Linked DNA regions of Homo sapiens: region 1 is linked to region 2. Evidence: read pairs that join two places in POLR2A ChIA-PET (ENCODE). Cell type or tissue: endothelial cell of umbilical vein. All regions are shown on one strand. Each heading gives the region's core, and the rest is flanking DNA. Links, peaks and the distances in the headings are about the cores only.

What was found. ChIA-PET counts read pairs that join two places held together with the same protein. Peaks named below come from ENCODE experiments on the same cell type or tissue, not always from the same donor. Only the 100,000 strongest peaks of a DNase experiment are listed, where the experiment ranks them.
Region 1: POLR2A ChIA-PET joins it to region 2 with 6 read pairs; 2 of 35 experiments call an interaction of 5 or more read pairs at or near these places.

What each region holds. Positions count from the first base shown.
Region 1 is chr13:42,340,223-42,356,174 of GRCh38, forward strand. No RefSeq gene overlaps it. Among named protein-coding and RNA genes, the nearest start is that of AKAP11, 76 kb to the left of the region's middle. RefSeq lists enhancers at 13,975-14,064, 14,105-14,194. In endothelial cell of umbilical vein, for the core only: no CTCF peak of the experiment used is centred there; no DNase peak of the experiment used is centred there; H3K27me3 peaks cover 359 bases.
Region 2 is chr13:43,546,349-43,562,300 of GRCh38, forward strand. The region is part of intron 2 of ENOX1 (ecto-NOX disulfide-thiol exchanger 1); the gene reads right to left. Among named protein-coding and RNA genes, the nearest start is that of ENOX1-AS2, 110 kb to the left of the region's middle. In endothelial cell of umbilical vein, for the core only: no CTCF peak of the experiment used is centred there; a DNase peak (open chromatin) is centred at 7,193; H3K4me3 peaks cover 511 bases.

The DNA of each region.
Region 1 (15,952 bases), core at 4,567-9,566, 1.2 Mb before region 2:
AGTTTTGAAGGGTCCTGGAGAGTATTTTGTAGAATGTTCCTTAGTTGAATTGTTTGATGTTTTTCTCATGTTTTAACTGAGGTTATGGGTTTCTGGAAGAAAGATCACAGAGGCAAAGTGCCCTTCTCATCACGTTGCATCAGTGGCACCCTCAACGCAACTCACAGTTGATGTTCACCTTGATGACCTGGCTGAGGTAGTCTTGACAGGTTTTTCTACTGTAAAGTGATTCTTTTTTCCACCTTTTCATACTTTACTCTTTGGAGGGGAGTCACTGTGGATAGCCCGCACTTAAGGAGTGGGAGTTGTACTCCACCTCCCTGAGGGGGAGTAGCTACATACATGATGGAATTCTTCTGTCTAGAGATTTATCTATTCTCCCCCACTTGTTTATTTATATGTTCATTTATTTATGTCAGTATAGACTCATGAATATCAAGTTATACTCCAGTGCTACTTTGTTAATCAGATTGTTCCAGCTTTGTCCATTGGGAACTCTTTCAGTGGGATCCCATGTCTCTTTGATGTATCCCCTTTCTTGTGATGTTTTTGGGAGCCCTTCCGGCACTTTCTGCCACTACAAGATGCTCCAGGAATTAACATTTTTGACCAGCTCTATCATACTGAAAAAAACCAAGATTTATCATTTTCGGCCATCAAGACCAGAAATTTTAAATGTCCCGCTTATTGTTGGATGTGGAACAAAGCTGTCAAAAGAAAAATCACACTAAAGAATGTGTATGTATCTTCAAAATCTCTCTGTTTATTTGGTAACATCTATAGCCCAGGCACGTACAGAGAGGCAGTTATTTAAATCCAATCAAGAGACTAAGAAGTTCAAGAGATCTATTGTATAACATGGTAGCTATAGTTAATAACAATGTATTGTACACTTGAAAATTGTCGAAAGAGCAGATTTTAGGTGTTATCACAAAAATCATAATGAGAAGTACATGAGGTGATGCATAAGTTAATTAGTTTGATCTAGCCATCCACATGTATATACATTTTAAAACATCAGGTTGTACACCATAGACACATATACTTTTTGTCAATTTAAAAAAGTAGTGATTTTTTTTTAAAGAGACTAAAAATTGAGGAGAATCATCTATGAAACATTTTCCTGGAAACCACAAGGCTTTTGGGCCACAGGCACCTCACTGGGTGTGGATAACAATTGTTGAGTTAGCCCAGCCCCTATCAAAGAGGATCTTAAGCCATATCAACCACTTCTTAGGATTTTCTGGTGACTTCTGAGAGAGGAAGAGTCAGAAACACCCATGGGCAGTAACACCCAGGGCTGGCTCTGGAGTGGGGGTGAGGTCATTGAGGGGAAGGCCAGGGTTTGGGTGAGCCTGTGCTGTAGGGATGGAACTCTGGTTGGCATAGGGTACTGAGCGTGTCTCTGTATGTGCATCCATGCAGACTTGCACATGGGTAAAAATTCATTTAACCCACCTTGATAACTACCATCTACCTTTTGTAACTGGATTTGATTTAGAGTCAGCTGTAGCAGGGTGTGTGTGCTATGTTGACACAACAAATCATGGAGATGCATTTAGGACCCATTTCAGATCCTTGTTGAATGCTCTACGGTGATGATGACAATACAGTCACGATACACAAAACCAGGCCCAGCATGAAGGCAACTGGCTTTTGCTTTTCTTGGCCCTTCCTTGGCTTCTACATTTGCCTTGGCTTCTCTGCCATCGTGGAACATCAGTTCACCTTTCCAGAATACATCTGGTGGTGTTTCTATTAAGTAATACCAGCAAATTACATATAATCCTTGGCATTAGGACATTTAAAAACTGGTGAATGTGGCTGGGTGTGGTGGCTCATGCCTATAATCCCAGCACTCCGGAAGGCCAAGGCAGGCAGATAACTTGAGGCCAGGAGTTTGAGACCAGCCTGGCCAACATGGTGAAACCCTGTCTCTACTAAAAGTACAAAAAGTAGCCGGGCGTGGTGATGGGCACCTGTAATCTCAGCTACTCGGGAGGCCGAGGCAGGAGAATCGCTTGAACCTGGGAGACGGAGGTTGCAGTGAGCCGAGATCGTGCCACTGCACTCCAGCCTGGGCGACTGAGCAAGACACTGTCTCACAAAGGAAACAAAACAAAATAAGACAAAAACAGAAAACCTCAAAAAACCCTGCTGAGTTTCTGGTCTCATGCACGCCAGGAATCATTTGTCAGTGATTATGATGTATACTCCCATGTGTCCATTTTGACTGTTTTTCCTCCTCTCTACCCCAGGCCGTACCATTCCTCCTGCCGTCCTCACATATTCTCCCACGGTTCTGCAGATGAAATGTAAGAACTTCCTCCAGGTAATCTTCCACTGGCAGGCTGCATTGTCAACAGCAGCTGTCCTCCAGGTAGGATTCTTGGCATACCCTGAAGCATTCTGGAAGCACTTGTGTTTTTTAGCACTTTAGCCAGTATTGATTATTTTTATTGGGGATTGAGTGTGTTGTGTTTTGTCTCACAGGACTTTTTCACATCTGTTGCTGTGCTTAAGTTTATGGCAGAGATTCATTTGAAATGGGATTTTTTTGTCTTTTTTTTCCATTTGAGGCAAGAGTGCAGATGGGCTTTTAATTTTCTTGCTGCCACCTGGGAAGAATTTGTCATTTCATTCCTAAAGACAAAAAGAAACACATCTGATATAATCTAACACAAGTCTATGCTAAACAACTCCAACAACTCGGGTAGAGTAATTCCAGCAATTTGTGTTGATTATCTATGTTTGTTAAGGATATCTCAGTGGGAAGACTTCCAAGTAACCCTTTTGAGTTTCCACTCAAGGCATTTTTTTTCTTCTTCATATTCATAAAGCTCCTAAAGGTATAGATTGATAATTTGACGGGAAAAGCTAGGTAAATAGAACCAAGCAACTGACTTACAAGAGAGCTAGCGTAAAATGGATGGAGACACAAGGAAGAAAAAGCTTTGTGTATCTTCGCAGATATGAACAAAGCACTAGGCGGAGCTGGTGGCCTTGTAGGATGGTGACCCAGGGTTTCTGCACAGGGTCTGCCTCCCTGCTTGTCACCCCTGGGTCCTCTCTCTGGCTACACTGCTGTGTTTTCCCTGGCCACTTCCTCTCCAGGGCTGCCTCACACTGAGGGGTACTTTCCTCTGCCTTCCCCAAGGATGCTTCTCTGGGCTTCAAGCCACCCAGCTTTGACCTTGCAGTCACCTCCTTCATTTTCTTCCTTTGGAAGGTCTCAGTGAGATTCCACCCTAACGCCTCACCCATTTCTTCTTTCCAAACTGTCAGAGAGCATCTAGAGTGCTACCCAATGATGAAAGCATATCCCAGTTTTGGGGGAAGCCTGGCTTCTTTGAGCATTCAAATGCTGCAAACTGGCTCTTGGGTCCTACCCTGTAATCGCTGCAAAGGCCCATGGGCTGGCTTGGTCCATCAGCAAAAGGTCCCTTCTTCCTTATGCCAGTTGGAACACACCCAGAGGCCAGACTGTGGTGCAGGCATTTTCTCTGGGAGAGGGGAATCCTCTAGTGTTTCCTCTGGACAGGACACCTACCTGGCACAGGTGCCCAGACTCCCCTTTTGGTCTTTCTCCTGCTTTCCTTTTCTCTCTCCTTCAGGGGTGCCATTTAATTCAGCAAGGACAGTTTCTCTTGCTGTTGACGTGTGGATCAACTCTGTTAACCCTGGATCCTTAATGTTCTTCAGAGCCACAGCCCACAAGATCAAACCCTCTCCAACAAAATAAAATGAAACAAAACAAAGAAACCCTCTTGCTAATATAAAACTTCGATGTATAATGTGCCAAACCTTCCCACCCTAAACACACACACAACACAGACCAGGGGTGAGGGTTGGGAGGATAAGGTGAATACAAGCTCATCTTTTGCCATTAGCAATTCTCTAGTAGCCCTGGGAGCTCCCAGGTCCATTGAGTTTTGGAGGTTGGTGGCATCACGCAGGTCCCACTATGGAAGGAAATATGTTACCCAACAGTTTTTGTTTCTTTCAAAACACCTACTTCCTTTGGCAGCAAACTCCTGCTTCTTGTGTGAGAGGCATCTTCATCTCACACCTTGGAGCGAGCAAAGATGCCTCATGTCCCAGAGCAGAGCAGTGGCTGCTTGCACTTCCTGCTCTTCCATCTGCCCCAGGTTTCTTAAGAACTCACACCATTCCCTGTATTCCATTTCTTGTAATCTTTTTTGAACAGTTATTCAAATATTGTGCCAGACAGTGTGAGGGTGGTGGGGCAAATAATGGAAAGTGTTCTTGTTCCCCTGGGACCTACATTTCGAGGGAGAGGTAGATAGGCATTTTCATAATCTTCATTTTCTTTGCATTCTTTATTTGTGTTTACCTTTCTATTGAGTGGACTGTTAAGGAAGCACCAGAGGAGGGAGAGAAGAGCTTTGACGTAGATGACCAGGAGAGTGTTCTTGTGGAAGGAGGAATTTGGTCATGACCTCGAAGGACATCTAGGACTGTGATTGGCAGGAATGCATGGTGGAAAGAACAGTTCTAGCACAACAGAGCACAGGAGTGGGACATGTCAGGGCCGGACCTCAGGGTCCCCTGAGTAGTTCCATGGGAGAGCTGTGGCACCCGTGGCGAGGTGTGGAAATAGAAATGGGAAGGGACCTTGGGGTGATGCTGTTGGAGGCTTCTGCAGTAGAGGAGTGTTTTTCCAGTTATTACAGTGTTAACTATATAAAAACTACTTTGTCTATATACATCAAAAATACCCAGCATAATTATTTTTCCAGTATAGCTGTCACTCACCACTATACTGTTGCTTTCAATTTTAAGCTTTAAAGATGATGTGAGAGAAAAATAGTATCCTAGTACCTGTGTGGATTTTTTTCCCTTCCTAAAATCAATAATTCTTTCATTTTTAAAGTCAATTTTGCCTTTGTAAATGACTTCATGCCTTTTGTTTTTGTTTTGTGCTTGTAGCTTGTACGTTTTGGAGCTTTAAAAACAAACTCTGGGGCCAATCCACCTAGGTTTAAATCTCAGCTCTGTTGCTTCACAGAAGTGCAATTTGGGCAAGTTACTTAACTCGCCTGTTTTTTAGTTTCTTTATCCATAGAATGGAGATAATATTTCTATGTATCCTTCACAGAAAATAATCTGTGAGGATGAAGTGGAATACATGTTACAAGCTCTCACTGCCTCGCATGGAGTAAACAATAAGGGTTTACTATTGTTATTATTCTTTTAAAAATTAAATGAATTCATGTTGGTGTTGAAAGAGGGTGATACGTGCACATGGGGATGTGACAATCACAGTTACAGCCCTCTATTAATAGCCAAGGGTGAATCATAAATGAAACTCCCACCCAAAGCCTCCCAAGGCCTCCCCAGGCTGAGGCAGTCACTGTTCGGTTTCTGGTGTATCCTTCCAGAATCACTTTGAGTTTCTAGGGTGTATGTGTATGCCTTCCTGTCTCTGAATCTGAAATGTGTGTGTGTCAATCTGTGTGTGTGTATATATATATCTGCACACATATACATGTGTACATGTATATGTATAGTTTCACACCTTGTATTTTCCTATCTTAACGTATCATACTGATTATTTCATATCTGCAATATAGATCTATATAATTCTTTTAAATGGCAATGTAGTATCTCATTTCATAGATATATAAAACCAGTCCCTTAAAAATGGGCTATTAAGATGCTTCTAGCCTTTGTCTTACAATGTTGCAATGATCCTTTTAGTACATTTTTATTTCGATGGATATTATTCAATTGTAAATTATGAAGTAAATTCTTCCCTGTCTTTCCATAAAATCAATGCAGTCTACATTTTTTCCCTCATGCTTTATGAAATGGATTTACTTTGAGATGTGCATGCTGCTTCAAGGTGGTATCGAAAAATCAGTTTACTTACATGCGAGTTATAGGGAGAACTATTTAAGTGAAGAAAATTCCTCTGTAGGAATACTACATTGCCCTTTAGATGTTTCTTTTGAAGAAAAAAATGTTTACCACCTTAAGCACAAAAAGCAGAATACACATCACTATTTATGACTGCAGATATTGCTTTCTCAGTATATTTTAAAACAAATTCATGAGTTAAAAAAGACAAAGGTGGAATATCTGTGTATGAGTAGGTGAATATTCTTAAATTTTCCGTATTTTTCCAGTCTTAGGGAATGGGCATGTGTTGTTTTCATAATTGAACATAAAAAGGAAGAAGACACTTTTAAGAGTATCAAATTAAAAGAGAGAAATGACTGCTGGAGGAAGACCTGTGGACAATTTTAAGAAAAAGGGACAAAAGGGGAAAGGGACATATAAGAATCAAGAAACCCGATAGTGGGGTCTACAGCTAAAATCCTAGGGACTCCAGGCAACTCTTGGATAATACTACAGCTAACACGATAGATATTAATATTTGGGGATCTTGAGTCATTGCAAGAAAGGCTTAGCAAAAACATATTGGTTCAAGTAAGCTAGCAAGGACGCATGTAGTACATCTTAATCTCCATCAAGATAATTTTGAAGTGTTGTCGTTTAAAGGGTAAATCAGCTGCTATCTGGACAATGCACTTATATGGACAACCTCATTGCTTAACAATGCTGGATAAATGAGGCCTTTACCGCATTTCTTTTTCTTAAAAGTATAGTTACTTTTAAAAATGCTATCTTCAGACAAATCTGTTTGCTGATTATTTGGTTAGCTATCTTTGATTATACTAGTCCCTCCTTGTTCAAGTTGTTTAAGAAAGTGTCACTATAAAATATTGAAAGTGGCCGTGGCATGACTTGGAAAAATGACCCACAGTTCTAATTCCATTCCAAAGAATTCAAGGGACTTTCCAGATAAATTCATTTGGAGTCTACATGGAATTTGCAGTTAGGAAAGGAGCTGATAGAAGCTTATACTTTAACCATCTATAAAGACAGGGTTTACAAAGCAGATAACATGTTTAACTTTCAGGAAACAAACTCCTTAAGTATCATCAGGTTTTGTTGCAGATGTCTGTTCACAAACAAATGGTGTGTGGTATATGACATTCCTGATCAACCTCATTTTAAAATTTAACTTCCAAGAGATTTACTCGACAGCAATCTATTAATCTACTTGTAACAATGATACATTTCATTTTGGTTTTTTTGAGTCAGATTTCCCTCCCTAGCCCTCTGTCATTCCTTAAATGGCTTTGAATTACGAGGTTAATGTCTCATTTTACTAACCTATTTTGTAAATTTATTGTATTGAATATTCTTGAAATTATGGGCCTTGAATTTCCATTTTTTTCAACTTTTATTTTAGAATTAGGGGGAACATGTACAGGTTTGTTGCATTGACATATTGCATCATGCTGAGATTTGAAGAACAAATGAATCCATTACCCAGCTAGTGAGCATATACCCCAAAGGTAGCTTTTCAGCCCTTGCCCTTCTCCCTCTCCCCTCATCTAATAGTCTCCAGTATCTACTGTTCCCATCGTTATGTCCATGAGTACCTAATATTTAGCTCACACTTATAAGGGAGAACATGCGGTATTTTGTTTTGTTTCTGTGTTAGTTTGCTTAGGATAATGGCCTCCAGCTGCAGCCATGTTGCTGCAAAGGACAAGATTTCATTCTTTTTTATGGCTGCTTAGTATTCTATGGTATACAGGTACTACATTTTCTTTATCCATTCTGCAGTTGATGGGCACCTTGATTGATTCCATGTCGTTGCTATTGTGACTAGCACTATGATGAAGATATGGGTACATGTATCTTTTGGCAGAACAATTTATTTTCATTCGGGTACATACCCAGTAATGAGATTGCTGGGTCAAATGGTAGCTCAACTCCTGGTTCTTTGAGAAGTCTCCCAACTGCTCTCCACAGTGGCTGGACTTTTTTTTTTTAATGTGGAGATTTTGTCACAATGATTTCTGCTTTGATCTATAAGGAGAATGTCATCCTTTTCTCCTTATTGCCAATTTGTTTTTATCCCCAGTCTTAATGAAGATTCTGTTAGCCTTCCCCTACCCTACCATTTGTCCCCATATTCCTAAAACCAGATACATAAGCTACTGAAGGAAAGAAAACCATAGAAATACAGTTTATCTCTCACAGAAATACATTTCTTACAATCTGCCAGTGAATGCCAAACAACTTCTCGAGGCTGTGATTCTTGTGATCCAAGTGATCCCTCCCAGGTGTTGATGCCTTTGACATCAGGGCAGGTGATTCTTGCCTGAGTTGATGGGCCAGCCCAGCTGAGCAGTCAGTTGAGCCCTCTGTGCTGGATGACTATGGTCCTCACTGAGACACAGCTGAGCTTAATGAGCCATAGACTGGAGGCTGGGACTCCTGGATTTTTTGCCAACTCTTGACCTTAGGAAATACCTCACCTCTCTGGTCTTCAATTCCACCATCTTTGATATAGGAGTGTGAAAATTTTAGAAAGTCGTTTCTGGATCTGAAGTTCTTGATTCTAATGGAAGGAAAAGAAAAGCAATCACACGTTCCTAGCTATAGCTTAAATCAGGAGGTATTGTTCTCACTTACCAAGACTTTCTCTCTTTTCCCTCCCCCATGCTCTGGGGTTCATCATTCCTTCCACTGGGTTCCCACTGTGGTTTGCCCTTGAAGACTCCACCCGAGAGTTTATGACTTGATATTATAATTATCTGTTTATATTTTCCGTTCCTTTATGGGACCAAGACCTGCTAGAAGGCAGGAACTGTATCTCACTCCTCTTCCCATCTCCAGTCCCACACCCAGGATCTCTCACATCACAGGTATCCAAGAATGACTGTTGAACAATAGAATTAGAACAGTAGAGGTAAAAAGCAACAACTCTGAGATCCCGAGAGAGATTTTTTCCTTATCAGAGCACTGGACTGGCAGTCAAGAGACACTGGTTTGGCACCTGATGGCCCTTGGACAGCTCATTTAACCTGCAGTTTGCCAAAATCACCTTGAAGAATAGAGTCACTAATTGTCACAATTTCTTGAACCCATACTAAACCTATTATTACCATCCCCATTTTGCTGATGAGGAAATCAAGTCCCAGAGAGTATTAGATGACTTGTTCAAGGCATGCCAGTTAACAAGCGGATGGGCTGGCATTCAAAGCTTATGCTTTTCTGACTACACCGCACTGCCTCCTATTATGCAGTGTATATTGCTAGATTGATATGTCAGCACTTCATGAATTCATAATATGTACAGGGTGCAGTGTATGTGCTTGGTGGTAGTGAGGAAGTTGTAAAAAACATTACTTAGATGCTACATTTGTACCCAATGTGTAGTTTTTAGCCCTTATGCGATTTAATCTGTTCCCACTGTTTGATCCTATTGGCCACTTCCTCCTTGAAACACATTTTTCTCTTGGCTTTTGTGTCACATCCTTCTGTTTGTGGCTACTCTTTTTCAGTCTCTTTTGAAGATTCTTCTTTCAAAGCCATTAAGAATTGATGTTTCTTAAAGCTCGGCCCTAGACTCCCTGCTCTGTTCATTCCTTCTCCCTCCCAAGCATCAACATCTGAGGCAAGGGCTTTGGTGACTACCTCTGTACTGATGATTCCTAAGTTGTATCCCTGAGCTCCAGACTAGTATGCCTGCTAGACATCTCCACTTGAATGTCTCTAGGGCACTGAAAGTTGAGGTCCAACTAAATTCATGCTGTCCATCCTCTTTCCAATGCCCCCTTCTGGTTTTCTTCCAGTTTTTCTGAATGCCCCATCATGTATGTAAGCCAGAACCCAGGAGCTATCCTTTGGACTGCTTTCTCCTTCACTTTTCTCCAGAAGCAAATTCATTACCAACCCCTATCAGTGCTACCAATAATGAGTTCTTATATCTGCCTCCTTCTATTTCCACTGCCACCGTTGTAGTTCAAGCCACCACAACCTCTCACTGAGATGCCTGCATTAGCAGCCTAATCTGGTCTTCCTCTATCCTCAATGACTCTCCTCCTTCTGTTTCTTTTTCACTCTGCAGAGTGACCTTTTAAAAATGCAAATGCATCCCTTTTCCCCTTCCCAACAGATTTGCATTTCTCTTCAGGAAACGACCCAAATCTCTCACATGGCATTGGCTGAGTGCTCGGGTTCTCACTCAGTCCTCTGGCCCCATCTCATCCACCCCTCTGAGCTCTCTATGCTTCAGTCTCAGTAGCCTTGCAGCTCTAGGGGGTGCCTTCTCCAACCGGCAGTTGAGCCATAACAGGCTGTTCCCTCTGTTTGGAATGCTCATTCCACCCCAACGCCTCTGTGGTAGGCTGAATTATGGTCCCCAAAGATATCCAGGTCCTAATCTCTGAGACCTTTGAATGTTACCTTAAATGATATCAGGGATTTTGCAGATAAGGATAAAGGGACTCTCCTGAAATGGGGAGACTGTGCTGGATTATCTGGGTAGGCCCCGAGTGTAATCACAAGCATCCTTATAAGAGGGAAGCAGAGGGACGTCTGACTCAGAAGGCAGAAGGCAATGTGACAATGGAAACAGAGAGATTTGAGAATGCCATGACATTGGCTTTGAAGATAGAGGAAGGGGCCATGGGCAAGCAATGTTCTCTAGAAGCTGGAAAAGGTAAAGAAACAGATTTTCCTCAGGAGCTGCTGAGTGGATGTGGCCCTGCCTATATCTTGGTTTCTGCCCAGTGAAACCCATTTTGGACTTCTGGCCTCCAGTAAGAGAGCAGGTTTCTGTTGTTTTAACCCACAAAGTTTGTGGTAATTTGTTATAGCCCCCAGAGGAAACTAATACAATGACTTCATGTTTGAGCAAATGCTTTGCACTCCCCAGAGTAAAAGAGGAGAGCCCTGACCAAGGGTCTAGAACAATACCACCCAATAAGGTAGCCATTGGCCACAGGGGACTGCTGAGCACTCGAAAGCTGCACTTTAACTAGGGCAACTGGGGTGAAGCTGTAAGAAATTTGGGTGATTTAAAAAAGAGTCATGTAAATCCGTTGGGTCTAGGGGAGAGCAATGCATTTGCATTTGGTGGGCCCTCCCTTGCCGCAGCTTCAGTAATGGATGCATGATCCAGGTCCGGCCAATAATGATATCCTATCCTTAGGGCCACAGTAATTGGCCTGATGGTCTAGTCCTGAGCCGGACCAATCAGGGTCCTCTCCAGAGATTTGATATGACCGCTGGGATGGCGGGCTACCACTCTCTCCCCAAGACTTGCTGAGCTGGGGATTAGAAAGACTGGAACCCTCTGTGACCTGGTGCTCCCTTCTCCCTCTGCATAGGGGGTGTGCGCCACAGCAGAGACAGTAAGGCTGACACGCAGAGAGAAGACCGGGACTGGCAGGCATGGGTATAGAGAGAGACACTGCCCTGATTACATTTTGGGAGTTGCTGGTGTCCCTAAGGCCAGATTTACCCAAGATCACAAGGGTAAAGGATCGCAAGACCCGGAGTTGTAGGAGCCCCTTTAGCCACTACATGGAGTGAGCTTGCCAGGAATGGAGCACGCAGAGTAAGGTGAGTCTGGAAGACCGGGAGAAAGAGCTGACATCCCGAAGACGGCTTTTGAAATTCCAGGATCCAGTGTGCCTGAGGCTAGCCTGACCTCTTTGCTGTCCCAATCATGGGAACAAATAAGATCCCCCTTTTTTCTTACATATTTTGAGTTTGGCTTTTTCACTGGACCAGTTGAATTTTATTCATACAACTAGCAAAGCTACTGTGCATTATTTGAAATAAGATTTTTAAAAATTTACATTTGCACTAGGAAGAGAAAAAGAAATTATTTAGAGATTCTTGATTAGGCAGTAGGATAAATAACCTATTTTACAGCAGCCCTGTTAATTACTGCAATAAATCCAGGCCCCAGAAAATCAATTGCCTCCTGTTAAGTTCCATTTCATCCATCCTCCCCACCCTCCCATTCCTAGGGTTCAGTTGTGGTGACAAAGAAGGCACAGGGTCTGTGATCTCAGTGACATTTTCTCCATTATTATTTATTTTTAATTGACAAATAAAAATTGTATATATTTATTGTGAACACAGATTTTTTTTTTTTTTGACGGAGTCTTGCTCTTATTGCCCAGGCTGGGGAGCAGTGGTGCAATCTCAGCTCACTGCAACCTCTGCCTTCCAGCTTCAAGCTATTCTCCTGCCTCACCCTCCCAAGTAGCTGTTATTATTATAGGCACCTGCCACCACGTCTGGCTAATTTTTTTGTATTTTTAGTAAAGATGGGTTTTCACCATGTTGGCCAGGCTGGTCTTGAACTCCTGACCTCAGGTGATCCGCCCACCTTGCCCTCCCAAAGTGTTGAGATTACAGGTGTGAGCCACTGCGCCCGGCCACAACATGATGTTTTGAAATATGTATACATTGTGGAATGGCTCAAACCAGGTAATTAATATAATCATTATCTCACATACTTAATTTTGTGATGAGAATACTTAAAATCTACTCTTAGCAATTTTCAAAAATGCAGTACATTGTTGTTAACTATAGTATCCATGTTGTACAACAGACTGTTGAACTTATCCCTCCTGTCTGCTTATATGTTGTATCCTTTGACCACCATCTACCCCTAGCCCCAACCTCTCCAGTCTCTGGTAACTAGCATTCTACTCTCTACTTCTATGAGTTCAACCTTTTTAGATTTCACATGTAAGTGCACTCACATAGTATTTGTCTTCCTGTACCAGGCTTATTTCACTTAACATAATGTCCTCTAGGTTCAGCCATATTATTGTGAATGACAGGATTTCCTTCTTTCTTAAAACTGAATAGTATTCTGTTGTGTATATATAGTACATTTCCTTTTTTTTGAGGTATATACATTTAAAATATATTTTTTATTACGATAGTAAAATATGCTCATTGAAAAAAAATACCCAAACAACATAGGAGGAAATAAAGTGAAAAGTAAAAATATCCCCCTTCCCCAAGGCTTCTAAGCTTCTTTCAGAACTCAAGGTCTACGCTTTTAGACTTTTGTATATAGCATGTTTTCTTTATCTATTTATTCATTGATGAAGGTTGATTCCATGTCTTGGCTATTGTGAATAATGCTGCAGTGAACGTGGGAGTATAGATAACTCTTTGACATGATGATTTTATTTCCTTTGGAAATATACCCAGAAAGGGGATTGCTGGATAATATGGTAGTTCTATTTTCAGTTTCTTAAGGAATCTCCACATTGTTTTTCATAGTGGCTGTCCTCATTTACACTCCCACCAACAATGTTTAAGGATTCTCTTTTCTCCACATTCTCACCAGCATCTGTTATCTTTTGTCTTTTGAATACTAGCCATTCCAACAGATGCAAGGTGATAGCTCATTGTGGTTTTGATTTGCATTTGCCTTATGATTAGTAATATTTAGCATTTTTTCATATACCTATTGGCCATTTGTATGTCTTTATGTCTTCTTTTGAGAAAAGTCTATTCAGGAATCTCAGTGACTTTATTGCTTTTTATCTTTGTCCTGCTGATGATGACTTGGAAAGTTTTAAAATATAAAACCTACAAGGTGGGGATTTTTTTTGTCTGTTTTGCTCCCTGTTATATATCTAGTGCCTAAAAGTGCCTGGCTTATAATAAGCACTCAAAAAATATTTTTGAATGAATGAATTAATGCATAGCAGCAACATTTACTTTGCACCTGTTGTGTTAAGTATGTTAAGAGATGCAAGGGAATTGAAGAAGCTAGGAATGGTTCCTGGGCCCTCACAGAAATTACGGATTAGTTTTCATTCAAATCCTTTATTTTTAAATTTATTAAAGACTGATAGCCTGAACATCATTGAATTTGTTCTTTTATATTTGGAAAATATGCTTCCAAGAGCATCGGTGTTCGTAGAGATTCTCACATTATCTGGTTCAGGGATTTCCTTGGATACTGCGAATTTGTAAGGATTAAATGCTTTAAAATTATAGACTCCTTGGAAAGCCCCAAGCTGATCTTATAAAGTACAACCACCTTTTTGTTTTTAAGCATAGGAAGTAGATGACTGAGAGAATAGGATGATTTAATTACACATCTGGGGTGAAAACATGGCAGTGTATTCTGTGTTACTCATGGAGCAAATATAATTCATTCAAGCAAGCCACGGAAATTGTGAATACAACTACCATAATGACTTGGTGATGATGGCTTTCTGAATGCCACCAGTCAGTCCACCTTGGGAGACTGATTTGCCAGAGGCCTCTCCTTTCTATCTGTGCTTCTGAACTGGGCTTGAATCAAAGCCAACCTACTGCCACTGCTCTAACTTGACTGCATTGTTTATGGTAATCCACGTGGACCCTGAAACCTGGTCGTCTGATGCACTACATGCATGCACAGACTGAGGGCAGCCTTCTCAGCATCAGCACAACCTCTGCAGTGAGTACTGCTCATAAGATCAGTGCAGGGAGCAGCAGATGTTTGCTCCAACCTTCTGCAGTACATGTAGTAGCAATCGCAGGGCTGAGGCTCTGTGGGCAGAGCCCACGTGGGCAGTCTCCCAATTTCCTCCTAGGGAGAAATGCATACAGAGGCTTAGCACCACAGTTGGGTGCTGTTCACTTCTGTCTAGTTAAGGAGTCATTATTAGCCAGAAAGGAACTATGATGTCAGTTTGGTCTTTGTGGATTTCCTGACTCAGTGTTTATGAAGGAGACACATTAGTAATGGTCTAAGATATCTGGTCCAATTTGTATCAAACAATAGTCGTTTCTCATTTTCCATTGCTGTGGTAATTTTAATGCATTCTCCTCTGTGAGGCAGTGGAAATAAATACCATGGAGGAAGATTCAAGGAGATGGTGCTTTTTTAGTCTTTTTTCCCTTCTAGCAACAGGATGAGGGTGTAAAAAAGGTCATGGACCAAGGCAATTTGGAGAATCATTATTTTCAGAGTCTGTCCTGTAATGACAGAGCTGTGGCTTTGTGTGCTCTATCTTCCCCAAGGATCCAGTGTCCAGAGTCAGGGGTGTTTCTGAGCCTGAGCACTCTGCAGCTCTCCGAGAGACCTGCACAGGAGTGCTGAGATCCTGCTGGCTTCCCTTTCTTATCTGTGAAGTGAAGATCTGAGAGCTGAGCCCTGCCTACGTTCAAGGGGTGGGAGAGTATCTGTGAGGCTTTTAGGCCTTTGAAGGCAGGTGCTGTAAGAGTGTGAGATAAAAGTTTCCGGAGATGAAACAGTGATCAGGAGGCCTCTGGAGGGCTGCCATCACTGCAGCTGATTTTCCCCTCTCTCTCACCAAGCCCTTGTCATTCAGTTTGTGGCCAGGTAAAGACTTAAGTTGAGGCGGGGAACATGGTACTGTAATGGCCTGTGAGGTCTCCTTCCTCATCCCTCCACTGGGGAAATGGGAAAGAAGAAAGGAGAGAAAGAAGGAAGGTTTGAGGGGGAGGGAAGGGGAGGTCTTTGATGGCATCTGTTCCTAAGAGCTCAGGAGGAGAGAGGCATTAAAGCTGCCAAGTGCCGGCTGCTTCCAGGATGTCTCATGCTCCTTCAAGCCCTTCTGCAGTTGTGGTCCTCTGAGCTAGGGCTGCCCTTGTCTCCGTCCTCACCTGGGGACTGGTGAAGCTCTCACTGGTATTGGCCTGGTGGGGGGTCAGGTGTCTTGGTCTTGGTGAGTACCCCGCTGTAGCACATGGTGTCATCCTGCACCATTCATTGTGTGTCTGACTCTCCCACTAGGCTGAACTCTCTAAGGATAGGCTGGGATTTATCCATCTTTACACCACCTCCCCCAGTTCTGAGTCCCAAGTGCCTAGCACAGAACCTGCCTAAGAAGGGAGACTGATGGTTCAAGAGGAACACCCCCATATCAAGCCCAAGAGAGCGCCTATGCTCCAGCAATGGAAGGTCCTCTCGGCACAGCCATGCTGCAGGGTAGAGTTGGAACATGACAACTGTGAATCTGGTTAATTTTATATCCACCCCACATCCTCTTCATCTCCATGTCTGTCGTTTGTACAGCTTCTGTACTATACATCTCTTTATAGGTGAAGCTACAGTCTCATTTATATT
Region 2 (15,952 bases), core at 4,203-9,202:
AGCAGGAGCAAATGCCATGCAGTGATGTGGAGGACAGTTTGGCTGTGTGCCTGGAGCCTGGTCAACTACAGGCACGTGCATGAGAAGAGGTCACAGGGCAGAGCAGTAGGGCCAGACCCCACAGGAGCCTGGGGATGGTGGGAGGAGTTCCTATGTCACTCTAACTGTAAAGGGAAACACTGAGACTGCAATCAAATAAATCTCCTTTGCCGCCTCACTGTCGGAGCCCTGCTTACCACATCTGAAGGATCCATATCTTCCAGAGCTCTGCAGATTTTGACAGCAGAGATATGCTCCTCACACCCCCAGCTTCTGCTTTTTCATTATTTGTGACTATCAAAACAGAATTTTGATGACAAATTATTTATAAATAAACCAATCATTAAAATATGTAAGATCTCTCACCTATCACCATACATCTCACTTAACCATTCTCATGCATCCCAATGACTTGAACAAAAAGAAACAGAACCAGAAAATAGTCAAAACAGTACAATTTAATCTAAATTATCCTTCTCACAACATCACTGAGATTGACTTGCCAAGTCCTGTTCATTGTCAGATTGGATTCTCTGGAAGTGAGTGCCTTCTGCAAAGTATCTCAGACATGGATAACGCAGGCAGGACTAAACTGCTTTTCTTCCCATTTGAGTTGCCAATACCTCCCTCTGGGCCAATCGAGGATTATTGTTTCAACAATACATGCAAGCTAATTGTTTGTTAAGCCGGCCCAGCCAACCATAAAATCACAGGAGAGTCAGGCCTGGCCCATCCTCTTGCCTCTGAACTGGATCACAGTTAATATCTCTGAGAGTTCCACCCCAGGTTCACAGACCAACTGGGGAAGATGGCTCTTGAGCAAACTCTGAATTTTGTTTCCATGAAGAAAGGTTTCTCCAACATAATCAACTACAATCACAATTTTTGAAACATTCACATTCTTAAGTCTGTATCTGCTTTGGTTTCCTTAAATAAAAACAAGCCAGAGATAAAAGTATGGAAATAAAATAGTTTCAAACAGAGAGCCCTGTGGAAGAATGCACTAACTTAATATGTACTTCCAGATAAATGACAAGATACATGTATAAGAGAAGCAAACTTCTACAAACATTCATTAACAATGTGTGAAGATAAAAGTTATCTTTGATAGAAAAAGGTAACTGATAAAGACATCAAAGAGAAAGATCTGAAAGTGAACTTTCTACATACTCACCAGATAAAACATATAAAGGGGCAATTTTGGTTTGTTTTATTGTTGTAGGTCTAAAGGAATACTTTCATTTTCAGTAGTTTGTCAGCAAACAGCACAGGAAACTTTACTATTTGAAATGAGTAGTCTGAGTTAACAATAGTGACCAGATATTATAAAACCGTGTTCTGCCTAAATATATCCACAAATCTTCAGATGGCCTACAAACCCAATATTGAGGCTAAAAAAGACATGACCTCTTGAGAGGCTCTTCTAGAAAGTGGGACTCTCTGGTACTAGGGATATAGCACTGTGAACCCCAAAAGGGAGACAGCTCTGACCCCCAGTGCAATCAGGAAAGACAGATGCAAGCCCTAACTTAGTTTACAGGTTTGATGTCCCCACTGCTGTGGGCATTCCTGTCCAGAAACCCAAGTCCTCCCCAAGAGAGTGGCTAGAGAGTATATGCAAACACAATAAACCTTTCACAGAAAAACAATGACTTTCTATGACTAGAATTTGGCCAAAGGCTCTTCTTTTGAGTGTTAGTGATATAAAATTCTGCTCTAAAATAATAGTTTTAGAACTAAGCTTAAATTCCTGATTATTTGAACACATTAGAAAAAGAAAAGGAGTTTCTATTTCAGAAGGCATAGTTATTTGGAAACTGCCACAGTTTCTTTTTAAGTCAAAAATAACAAAATTTCATAAAAGCAAAACAACTAACATCCCTCTCCCTGACCCTCCAAAGAAACCTTTCTTAGAAGTATTCTAGTTCCACACAATAGAAACCAAATTCAATGTGGCTGAAGTAAAAACAGGGATGTACTGGCACACTTAATGGAAAGTTCAAGGGATAAAGCATTCAGGTATGGGTAGAACTAGGTGCTTAGACTATGAGGACCTTTCTCCATCTCTTAATTCTGCTGCCCTCTGCATTGGCTTCATTTTTAAGTAGGTTATCTTTAACTGGAGGCAAAATGACTATCAGGACTTCCAGATTTACGTTACATCATGCAGCAACCTCAGTTTTATAAAACACAACGAAACTTCTTCTGGGAGTTCAACAAATGTCTCAGGATTGGGTCTCCTTAATCTGGCTGGGTCCACATGCCATCCCTGTGGTCTGCTATTCCTGTGGTCTGAATGGCCAGCCCTGGTGGCCTATTCCTACAGATGTACCACTTGGATTCCATAAGCTAAGACGGGACGACCCAAGGTGCGGCTGGCAGGAAAGGAATACAGGCTGACAGATATCACTAATGGAATGTCCATGTCTCTCCCTCCACTTACCTGTTTCCTCCTCTTTCAATCAAAAGCCTATCAAAACTGGGTTCAGATATTACCTTCTGCAAAAGCGCTTCCCAAATTCCATGGAATTGTTTACTTGAAAATGGTTAATTTAAAAAAAACAACCAAAAAAAACCCTCTTCCTAGAGTCTCTCCTTTTGGTGTAAAGCCCTTTCTGATCCTCCCACAAACTCTGTTTCCCTCTAACACTGAATTTATTATACTTTTTGAAACTTTCTGTCCATATGTTTGTCTTAAGCATAATTTCCCAAAAGACATTTTATCCTTGCCATGTAGGAAAGTCTTTGGCACAAAATAGTAAAAATTTATGGAATTAGACTGTTGTTGTTGACAGAGACAGTTCTTCTCTCTCAGAGTGTATCAATCAGTCCACTGTAATATCAGTCACATTGAATTTATTCTGAAATATCAATGAAACAGTCTCTAGCAAAACTCCCACCTTTAATGTCTCTATCTTGTAAACAGAAATCTGAAAACTCAGCAACTGAGAAATGCATTTTTACCTAGTCAATAGAATTCAAACTCAGACAAGAATAGCAAAATAACAACTGCTAAAAGTACTTTAAAATAACTCATTAGGAAGCACAAGTCCCTCTATTCAACAAAAAAACGAGTAAAATAACTAATTCATCTCTAACTTCATTTATATTTTCAGTTCATCTTCTGACTTCACAAGAATGGAAGTTTTGTATTCTACTATGATCAATACCTCATGTAAAAATAGTTACGGCACAAAAATGCATGACTTTTCAGATGATGTTATTTTTAACATTGCTGAAATTTACCATTACTTAAAATATACTAACTGCATCAGTAGATTCTAGAGGATACTCCTCTGTATCTTGCAAATGTATATATGCTCTGAGCCTAATGCTCTTATGGCTCCTCCTCAGTGTCCAATGAAAATGAGGTAGATCCTAAAAGAACCCAGTTCCAACATGTCTGGTTTCAGAATTATCCACTTCAAGTTGAACTCCTGTGATCAAGGCCTTAAAAGCTGTACTGAATTCCACATTCAGGTCCCACTGGTTCAGGAGACACTAGTATCAAGGCTCTAAGACAGCGGCTGCCAATCTTTTTGGCACCAGGGACCAGTTTTGTGGATGACAATTTTTCCACAGATGGCAGCAGGGGGATGGTTTTGGGATGAAACTGTTCTACCTCAGATCATAAGGCATCAGAATCTCATAAGGAGTGTGCAACCTAGATCCCTCACAAGCACACTTCACAATAGGGCTCTCGCTTCTATGAGAATCTAATGCCTTCGGTGATCTGATAGGAGGTGGAGCTCAGGTGATAATGCTCACTCGCCTGCCTCTCACCTCCTGCTGTGCAGCCTTGTTCCTAACAGGCCACAAACTGGTATTGGTTTATGACCTGGGTGTTGGGGACCCCTGCTCTAGGGTGCAGGAAAAGGTGAACTAATATTAATAAAGGGAAGGTAAACTAATATGAGCTGTGTGAGGCATGGTGCTGGGTATCCTACACACAGTTGGAGCCCCACAATATGCTATTGCTCATTCAACACGGTGTCTTCCTCCAGTGTCCATCAGCAGTTGGGTGTCATACTGGAGGGACAATGGGCTGTGAGGACTTCCCAAGAGATGGTATAAGTAGGGAGAGAACCACATTTGCTGTTCTTTATGAGAAATTAGGCACATGTCAAGAATAGTTTTGCCTACACATCTTTCTCATCTTCTACTTGACTGCAGATAAGGTATATCCAATCCTTGCTTGAGATAAGATGTGACTGCACTGCTCAGTGCCTCAGCTATCACAAAAACTCTGAGAGGGTTAAATTATTACTGGCCCAATTTATAGGTGAGAAAACAGTGCCTCAAAGGGGTTAAGTAATTTTCCCATGATAATGTGCTCAAAAACTACAAAAACTCTCCTCCTTACAAAGTTTCTAAGACTTATCTTCAGGGTATGTGGACATAGCAAAGAAGTTGTACTTTGTATTGAGTTAAAGAATCAATCATCTCTAGCCAATGAGCCTTTTGTGACATTACGATAGCAATTTAGATCAGCAGTTTACGTTATTAAGGAAAGGAGTTCGTATTACAAAACATGCTGCTTCTTAACTGTTTAAGAGTTTAGACCATAAGTAACCCATATTTAGAGAGCAAAACCCTGGTGTCATTGTGCTTTTTCCCAGTAACATCTTTCAAATATTATCATATCCAAGAGACAAGTATTTTTTTTAAGTAATTTTGCATAACTCTTAAAAAGATACACAATCCTAAACTTAACTTCACTGGGATTTTTAAAATAAAATAAAAATTACAGATGCTGTTTCAAGATATGCTTTCTCAAATACTTTTCCAAGTATAGCATACCTAACACAGAACATAGTTTACATTTGTCCATGGTGAGGCTTCAAAATGGAGCAATTAGATCAAGTTCAGGGGATAATTTATTTTCTAAAAATTATGTGGCCTTTCTTTTTAATTCTATTTATGTGATGTATCACATCTATTGACTTGTATATGTTAAATGATCCCTGCATCCCTGGGATGAAACCAATTTGATCACGATGTATTATCTTTTTGAGGTGCTGTTGACTCAAAAGTTGTTGGAAGAAAAAATAATAATAAAGAGAGAAAAAAATGAAAATTATGCAGAATATTTCTGCTTCAGGAAACTACTGACCCATTTTTTATCTTTTAAGATAAAAACATTTTTATACACCAAAAACTTTTATCTTAAAAGGTACATTATAATTTAGTCAAATCTGATAGTCATGGGCTTCATAAGCTGCAACAACTGATTATTACATTTGATAATACGATGACTGAAAAGCAAAAGAACATTTGGTATCTTAATATCAATTTAAATTTCACCCGATCATGATGGCAAAATTGCCCACAAAGCTGTTCTAGCTGTTCCTTACACCTTTCCTCTTCTACAGCACACTCAGCCAGTGCAGGAGAGGATGGGCCCAGCACAATTGTGTCCACACACCACCTCAGACAAGATGAGGTTATTTTGACTTAAAGGGTATGTGGTAAGCTTAATGAAATGATTTAAATAATCTTTACGCAGGCCTTAATTTTTTTCCATTTGCTTCTTTAGTTTAGAAAACACTGGTTTTATGAGGAGCTGGGTTTCGTTCTCAGCTTCTCTGTATTTTAATGTCCTGCTGGCCTGACCTGGTCTCTACCTGATACCCTGATGTCTGAGTCATCTCCAACCTCTCCAGGAAGAAGCAGGGACCTTTCGCCCTGTCACTCTGAGAGGTTTCTGATCTCTTACCAACCCTCTTTGAGAGCCCTGACTTAAGAAAAAAAATGCTTGAAAATAAAACACCGAAGTATTCATTGACAGTTTCAACTTCATTGTGGGAGACATTCTCTGATGTCATGAAAGGAGCATGCCAGGGAGGCCACCCATCAATTGATTTTTGAAATTCCTAGAAGCCATAGAAAAGGGCTCACCTCTGCTCTAGGAGATAAACAGTACTTCATAAGATATTTATTAACCTAGAGGCTCTTAACTAAAAAAAAAAAAAAAAAGAAAACAATGCAGCCTTTTAGTATATTCCTAGAACCCTCCTCATTCCCCTTTCATTCCTTAGCTTATTCCCTCCCTTCTTCTTTCTCATTTACACAGAATCTTAGGGTCAGAAGAAACCTTGCTGGTTAAATAATTTAGCTCTTCTGGCTATACATTCTCCTCCCTTTTTATTTCTCTGCATCTCCATGTCCCAGCTTGCTTCTCCTCTCCTCTCTGCAACTGTTCTTCCCCCTCTCATTTGTTCTGAAATTGCTGCTGCCTACATGGTAGGCACTCCTGGGTATACACAGTAGGACCAAAATAAGCCTGACATGAATGGTTTTGCCTGGGTCATTAACTGAGGTCCAGGACTGACTACCCAAAAAGAACTACCTAACCTTGTAGTCCTCTGCCTGTCTTAATACATGAAGGTAAGACTAGGCAATCAGTTATTTGTTGAGCTAATGAATGAACAAATGATTGCTTATCCAAGCAAATAGCATATCATTTTCTGTTAAAGTGAAAATACAGCCCTAGGAGAATTAGGGAGGAGCTTCACTGGTCACAGATATCTTATTACCAATTAATTTAAGGATATTGCTCCTTCCTAATAGAAGTAGTCATGATAAAAAATGGGAGTTTGTAATAATATTGAAGAGGAAGAGGAGGTAATTTTGGAACCTGGGATATTCTGTATGGGGAAATATGGGGAGTGGAGATGGGGGTTGGGAAATCTGAGCAGTCAGAGGCAACCTAGAGACACCACCGGTACCTAAAGACAGGTGTTAGGAGGCACCAGAAGTTGGGAATGGCACACAAAAACGAAATACAGCAGCAAAATTCAACATGAATACTATTATTTAATGTAGGTTTAGGTAGCTATTGTCATAACACCAATTCATATGTGCTGAATTGGGAAATCTTGCATTGAGCAGTCAATAAATAATAACTAAAGTTAATAGTGAATGTAGGACCATCACCATTTTGCTACTTTACTTCTCAAAACAAAACAAACGAGAAAAAAAATGCTATCCCATAAGACAGACTGGGCTTGACACTTGGTTGCTCTGACAACGAAGGCCCAAAGAAAAAGTTCCTGTTTTACTGGTGTCAAAGTACTCACCGCTTCTTTAAAACTGGCTCACTTAAATATATCTGCCTTATCCCTTTTTGATGTCATTTGTACGATTCACTTTTGCTTTGGTTTCTGGTTTTGCAAATTGTTAGTTCCTGCAGATAATGACAAGTAGAGGGATTAAAGGAAGTGCAGGATAATGAACAAACAAAAAGCATGATATAAATCAGGCACACAGTGATGTTTACTTAAGGCTGATATGTTGGAGAACTGACTGTTGTTGTTCTCCATTCTAGTCCTAGAGTATTGTGAGAATAAAGTATCTTTCTTTCTTTCTTTCTCTTTAAAGAGGGAGTTTCACTTTTGTTGCCCAGGCTGGAGTGCAGCTGCGCGATCTCCGCTTACTGCAGCCTCTGCCTCCCAGGTTCAAGCGATTCTCCTGCTTCAGCCTCCCGAGCAGCTGGGGTTACAGGTGTGTTGTCACCACGCCCAGCTAATTTTTGTATTTTTAGTAGAGACGGGATTTTGCCATGTTAGTCAGGCTGGTCTCGAACACCTGAGTTCAAGTGATCCACACACCTTGGTCTCCCAAAGTGCTGGGATTACAGGCATGAGCCACTGCGCCTGGCTGAGAAATCACAAAGTATCTTTCTAAGTGCACTAATGCTACTTGGGGAAAACATAAATAATTACAGGTGGATCCTAGATAAGGAGACATTCCTTGTTACTTCCAAAAAAATTCCATAATCTTTGGAGATTCCAAAGAGATTTTCCATCCCTCCCGAATCATATGGAATGCGAAAGGCAGGTATACATGAGAATCCATGTACACATTGAATCAGAAGGAAAGACTATGGCAAAAATAGGGAGCCACATTAGGCACTTAACAGCAGTCTGGGCTAAAATCCTATTTCTGCCTACAGTTACCTTGAAAGGAATCCTTTGCTGCCCTTTATGTAAATGCAAGTGATTTAAAAACATAGTTAGATCTGTATAGTGCTATACAATTTACAAAGTACTTGGGCATTCATTATCTCCTTTGATTTTTGTAATTGTTTTGTATCTCCAGTTCCAAAATGAGAAAAGTGGTACCCAGAAGACTTGTGTAGCCAGTACAAAAACATGCAGTAACTGGTTTCAAAGCTAGGACTCCAATCAGGTTTTGTTTTTATTTTTGAGACAGGGTCTCACTCTGTCACCCAGGCTAGAGTGCAGTGGCACCATCTTGGTTCACTGCAGCCTTGACCTCCTGGGCACAAGCGATCCTCCCACCTCTGCCTTCTGAGTAGCTGGGACCACAGGTGCACACCACCACACTCAGCTAATTTTTGTATTGTTTGTAGAGACGGAGTTTCACCATGTTGCTCAGGAGTCTGGTCTCAAACTCCTGGGCTCAAGCAATCCATCTGCTTCAGCCTCTCAAAGTGCTGGGATTAAAAGTGTGAGCCACGGTGCCTGGCCCTAACCAGGTTTTTTGACCCCTAGCCCAATATTCTCTTAAACTCTTAAGCAATGTTTTCTTATTTTCAAAACTGAACTAATTATATCTTGGATGAGAATACTTTAAAGACATTCTAAAAATACAAAGTAGCTTTAAAAATAACAAAGTGATTCTTGCATTCTTATCCTGTCTATCTAAGAGCTCAAGTGTCAAATGATATCTTCCTTTCTATTGGTATCCCAAAATAGTAAATTATAAAAAAAATTGGGAACAACTTGCAAACCCGCTAATATCCCAAAGCTTTCATGAGTAAAAAGATGTTAGGATTAAGGAGAAGCTACAGAGGAAAAGTGCTATCAGAAAACATCACCTTAGCTGTGTCTTAACAATCACACAAAGACAACTAGCATCAGCCGTATATGTGTCCTCAACCATCTGTGTTCTCAACCCTTGCTTTTTTGCCTTGTAGCAAACTTTGCTAATTTCACAGTACTGTACGATACTTCTTGGTATTATGTGAAGTACTCTATTTAGACATGTTGACTTCACTAATTAGTCTATAAATACTTGACTTTTAGCCACTGCTTTGGTAAGTGAGATAATTGCTGAGGAAAGGCCAAAGCATTTACGGTCAATCAGATGAGGAAAAGGGGAATATGGTCTTTGAGCTGAGTAAAATGTAAAACATTATGTGGCAAGGCAGAAGCTATTAGCAGGATCAATATCTCTCCTAGTACCTTAATAAATCATCACATCAAAGCCCCGACAGAGGATGGAGAAAACCTCAGTCTACCTACATGGAAGCTTCCAAATTGGAAAATAAAATTCCATTTAAATTACAAAGACCCAATTCATGTACAATGGAAATGGCAAGCTACAAAACTAGTCTCCAAATCCTGGATGTGCTAAGAGTTTAGAATCATTAGTGAAGGGAGAAAAGCAGAAAGACAAAGAACACTGCTACTCTCTGGGTTGCACATTCATAATTCGCAAGTTGTAAATATGTATGAATCTGCCCACTGCAGCTAGGGATGACATACTGCTTTTTAGAGATAGCACAGAGCAGAGAAATCAAAGTAGAGGAAGGTTTGGCCATTATAACTTACCTCCTCCCACATTTAACAGTTCTCAATCTTCTCAAATCTCCCCTTACTTAAATTGCTGTCTTTTGGGGATGGCTTCCTAAAATGAAAAGAACTTCGATACCAATGAATGTTCAATGTATAGCAAAAAGCATCCCATGGTGAGCTCTCACTGTAACATGGGACGTAAATAATTGTATTTTTTCTAAATCTTTAATCGCTCCCATTCTCTTTGATGCTTCCAGGAAAACAAGCAAGCAACTAAAAGAAGTTACTAGGCTAACTTGCCCAGTTTTTTTTTTTTTAACTCTAGAACTAATTATTTCTCTTTTCTAATATGTAGTAAAAGACAAAAGAAACATTTTGCAGAGATTCATATTATAGAACATTAGGCTTTCCCTTAAGGATACGTATTTCCTCACTTACAGAGATGATAGTGAATACTGACACTATTTTGACTCCACCACAGCTTTTGCTTTGCAGTCATACTGTTTAATTAAAAATAGGTTTTTTTCTTATAAGCTCAAATTACTCTACTGTAGATCTCTCAAACTTCGTAGTAAGTTGAAGCTGAGAACTAAGAGGTCACATCAGGAAATTTATTTAGATAGGTCATAACTGGCAAATCAGCAACAAAAGAAAGCAGGGCTTCTCAACATCTTGAAACATTCATTCATGATTAATTATTTCTTTCATTCCACAATTATCTATTAGACACTTGAGTATCATGCTTGGGCTTGATGATAATTATATCAAAGAAAGTTCCCAGAAGGTTCTATTCTCAAAAAAAAAAAAAAAGTCTGACCATCTAAGTGGGTACATAAGTCACCCAATACTTAAAATGTTAGCTAACATTAGAAGATGTAAATTATATAAAAGCTGATTGTCACAAGTGCCATATATGGCTACGTGCCAAAGAAGGGCTACAGTAAACTTTTATAAAGAAACCTCTATTGGCAGGGATTACCAGGGAAGGGACTAGGGGAGAGGGTAAAAGACCTGAGCTACATAGAATTTGAATAAGTGAAAAAGAAAAGGACACATGCTTCAATCAGTAGGAAAAGCCTGGGCAAGCCAGTGCAGGCACACAGTGCAGTGCGAAGCAGGAGAGAGTTCACAGTGCAGATCAGTGGTAGGTCAGGACATTAGAGTCCCACCCCAACACGCAGGAAAGACAGTGGCTGGACTGCATATCTTAAGGTAGGAAAGTTTTTACTTCAGATGGGAGAAAAATAGAGAGTCAGGAGAATTCTGATACCATGTCCAAGTCCAAGACCATTTGGGGAGTCAAAACTGTACAGAAAGAAATATCTTCTCTAGAAGCAGCAGATTTCATGTATGGCCAGAAGGTGGTAGGGGTTTCCATAAAGCGGTCTGAGGCTATCAGGAAGCCTGTTTCTTATAGAAAAGGGGTTTCAGAAGACCCAGGGACAAGACACAATTTCAGGAAAGGGGCACTGGGAGGATGGTTCTTTTAGCAGAAACCTCCTCACAGGAACAGGGATGAGTGCCTAAGGGAGGAGCTCCTGCCTGGGAGAGGCAAGAAAGGCAGAAATGAGAAGCAGGGTGGCTCTGACTTATCTTCCTGGTCTAAATGGAACCTAGTGTCTTGCTGGTTCAGGAGCCTCATTCTGGCCTAGAAATAGCACCCCACTTCCACCTCACCAGCCAGGTTCCAACCGTATAAGTAGTTGAGCTGAAAACAGGAGATTCATTTTGTGTGGTGCATACCCATAGTTCCAGCTACTCAGGAGGCTGAGGCAGGAGGATCATTTGAGCCCAGGCATTCGAGGTTGCAGTGAGCTATGATCATGCCACTGCCCTTCAGACTGGGTGACACAGTGAGATCTTGTCTCTAACAGAAGTTTTAAATTTTTAAAAAATTCATTTTGTGGTTGTAAGTACAAAAAAAACCTCAATAATGATGAGAAAAAAGATATACGAAGATTTGTTGGTTAGGAGATCATAGCTGATAGGGTGTGTACTACTTACTACAACTGCTATTCTCCCACACTCACACTATCTCCTGTCTTAAGAAGTTTAAGCAAATCTAGGCCCAGTGTCCCACTGAGGGAAATCACAAGAGGACTTAGAGGGGTCCCATCCATGAGAGCTGCACCATGAGTACATGCTACTTGGAAGGCTGCTTCTGTGGTCATTCTGAGAGCTGGGAAACCAACCTGGTGCTGAGCTGTCCAGAAGGCAGCATCTGCTGATTCTGGTACCACTGGGAAGAACAGGACACATCTTTACTAGGGAACCAGCTGCTAGTCAACAGCTGCCCCTTCTGCTCCCCAATAAGCACCTTTCTGATTACTGTCAGTTTTTCAGCAGAAAGGCCATCAGCTGTTGTGTTAATGATGGGGCTTCACTGGTTGGAAGAATTTTGCAGTCTCCAGTCTGAACTATTCCTCTGGGTGTCCTTATTCAAGCAGCAGTTAATTTGAAAACAATTAGCTGGTTGTTCACTTCCTTAAGGCAAAGCAATACTGGATGGGCTACCAGGTTGGACTAAGATTCCAGCAGAACACTCTGAAGGAGCCAGGATATTTCTAGGATGGGTCTGCTTTGTGTTGGCTTCAGGAAAAGTCTAGCATTTCTAACCCTGATCATTGGGAATTAGTCACTATTTCCCTTAGTTGCTCTGGCAGGCTTTCATTTATTTTTGCCTGGGTGACAAGGAGACACTTCTACATTTCAACATTAAACAGACTGGACGATTCATTTGTTTTCTTCTTTTTTTCACTCTTCCAGGTAAAGGGAAAATGGATCCTTATGGTGAATTATAGATGAGAAATCAATGAAAGATACAGAGACTAAAGAGAAGTAGAGTTTTATAAAAAGCAACTGGATTTGTTTTATAAAGTAGCAGATTTCCTTTTACAGGCTGGCCAACATAATCTTTGGGACTGAAATATCTTTCTGATAAGAGTATGTATTTTCTGTCACTGAATCCTCTACTTATATCCCCTGCCACACTTCATCCTGTTAATGAGGACAAAACAATATGAGGAAAGTTTTTCTGTTTTCCTCAGTCTCCCAATTCCTCACCTCTCTTCTCTGCAAACCACTCGGCTTCCATAACAAAAAGGATGACACAAACAGAGTAAAAATATGTTACCAGAGACTTTCTCAGTTCATGGCAATATTCAGTCAGCTAAATCTGGCAAACTCATACACATCTGGCCTGCTGGCAAGTCTGACTAGAATTCAGCTGTGCCTGTACAAGGAAGCAGGGGAACAGCATTTAGAGTTAGACAGCCCTATGGCCTGCTGAATCCTCAAATATGCAAGGGGCTTATTCACAAAATGCTTCACAAAAAATGGCTCCTCCAAACACATGCATACTTATTTGATGTTTTTATACTTTTTTCTTTTCAGTGCTAAGCCATCTTCTTTAGTTAGAACTATTTTTATCCTTTGTCACTTTATAAACTGCAATGGAATTCAGTATTCCATGTACAACCTTAATTTTCTGTATGACATGGAAAACAATATGGGAATCAGAGGGACTTAAAACTAAGTCTATGGAGCCCAATTCCCAAATTGCAGATTTAGGTCTTACTGTCTCTCAGGCAGATTAGATGACTTCTGAAAAGAAATACTTATTTAAATATGCTTATTTTATTGTTATTGAGGTATGCATAAATTATCCCGTTATAGCTATCCAAAACTGTGAACAACAGAACAAGACCCCAAACTGCAGAGAATATATCAACTCAGTTGCAAAAGATAAGACAGTAGGAAAGGTGCCATACAGAACAATATTGGGAGTTAGCATCATGAAGAAGGTTAGCAAGATGTGTTTATAATACAACTTTCATTCCAACAGAAATTATAACATGCTAAGAGCATGGACCTCGAGGAAAAAATATCTATTTTGGTGGGCTAAGTAACTTTTGGAAAAGACTAAAACACAAACTCCTTTAGTAAAATGCTTTAATATACTCTAGGCCTTTTCTTTAAAAGTAAGGTATGATTAAACTAAAACTTTCAAGTAGTTCAATGAACTAAGCAAGAACTGTTGGCTTCCCTCCAACCATAGTCCCACTTGCTAGAGATAATAACCATAAAAGTTTCATGTGCAGCCCACACATAAACAAGCATATACAGCTGCATATTTACACACGTGTGTATTTGCTGGTACAGGCCTAAAATATGGAAACATTTGCTATTTTATTAAAAAGTGCTCATACCATATATAATATTCATGCAACATTGTTCTGTATCATTGACATAGATGGGTTTGTTCTTTTTAATGGCTATTTTATGTACTATTGAACAGGTATGCTATAATACCTATATTCCTATTGGTATGCTTTTAGGTTACTTCTGAGTTTTAACAATTAAAAAATACGCAATATGTCTTCTTACAATTATAACTTTCTAACTTGTATAGATAGAACTAAAACTTCTCCAAAAATTATTATTCCAAGCTACACTCCTTCCAACAGAGTAACAATTTCTCACCACCACTAGATAGCATCAACTGTTTAAATTGTGTCCAATGGACAACTGAAAAATACTCTCTTATTTTAATTTTTGCCATCATTAATGAGGCCATCTTTGCTTGGCTGTTATATTTTTCTTTGAATAGCCCATTCATATTCTCTATTTGTTTTCTTCCACTGAGTTGTTACTTTTTACTAATTGAGTCCCTTGTTTCACAGAGAAATTAGCCCATCATCTGTCATGTGTACTGCAAATATAATTCCTAATTTTTCATTTGTCTATTGGCTTTGGTTTTGTTTTGGAATGAGGAGACAGTCTTCTAGAAAATAAGACATATTAAATAATATATTGGTAATTGTAAAGCACAGATTGTATGGCGCCAGCCATCATGTGCTTTGTTCAGGTGTCATGCTTATCTTAGGTAACAAGGTCACCAGGATTAATTAGTGAAAATCCTGCTGAGTTTCAGATCATCTCAGTGGCCCTCTATAAAGTGTTCTCACTCACCTGGCAGCCTCCTTTCTTAATCTCAGTTGGAATCTCAACCACAAAGTGGTTGCTCCTTGTATCTAGAAGTCATTTAAAAGACAGTAATCAAAATTTCTGTTCTCTTTTATTTGTTCCTCTGCTTCCCTATCAATAATTCTGGGAGGAGTGGGAGAGAGAACAGTGCGTAATCAAAAGGCAGACCTAGCAAATTATTATTTTATTGATAAAATAATTCAGCAAATTCTCAATATTCCTGCTTCACAGTGATTACCCTAGATTTTATATTTTAGGGTTTTGCACCTACCTCTTATCATCACCCCACTAACTAGAGTGTAGTCTGTGTAGGACACCGATTAGACTCACCCCTGGTTTGGCAGGCAAAGAATGCCAAGGCAAAAGCACAGCCGACAAAGCTCCCTGTACTTGTGCAGATAGAGAGGCAGAGTATACCCCGGAGCTGAGCTGCAAGGTACAAATCCTGACCCTCCTACTTGATAACTGTGTTACTCGGAGTCAGTTAACCTCTCAGAGCCTCAGATTCCTAATACATATGATGCATATAGGAACAGTGCCATCAGAATAAGAAGAGCAGCTACATCACAGGACTGCTATAGGGTGAATGGAGTTATGATGTAAAGTAGTGCCTGGGATACACATAGCACATTTTAAGTAAATGTGGCATATCAATATAGTAATTACATATAGCACAATAGAAAAGTTAGAGTGTGATGAAATCCAATAGGCTTTACAAAAATCAAGTAAGTATTAGTACTACATAACCACAGAAAAGGGAGGCCCAAAGGAACAGTCAAGAAATGCAGCAAGGGCCAGGCACAGTGGCTCATGCCTGTAATTCCAACACTTTGAGAGGCTGAGGCGTGTGAGCCCAGGAGTTCAAGACCAGCTTGGGCTACATGGTGAAATCCCGTCTCTACAAAAATACAAAAATTAGCCAGGCGTGATGGTGTACATCTATAGTACCAGGTACTTGGGACACTGAGGTGAAAGGATCACTGGCTGAGGCTGCAGTAAGCCATAATAACACCGCTGCACTCCATCCTGGACAACAGAATGAGACCCTGTCAAAAAAAAGGAAGGAAGGAAGAGAGAGAGGGAGGGAGGGAGGGAGGGAGGGAAGGATGGAGAGAGGGAAATGCAGCAAGGAGAAGAGATGGGGAGCAACATGGCCAAATAGAAGCCTCCACCACTCATCTTCCTCATAGGAACACCATATCTTGAGTAGAAAGATGAAAAAATGAACCAATGCAAAATAATAGTTATAACAACTTTTCAAGATATAGACAGTACAATAACATATAAATAGAAACAATAAAAAGTTAAAAAGTTGGGGAATGAAGTTTAAAGTGTAGAGTTTTTTAATACTCTTCTCTTTATTAGTTTGTTTATGCAATTAGTGT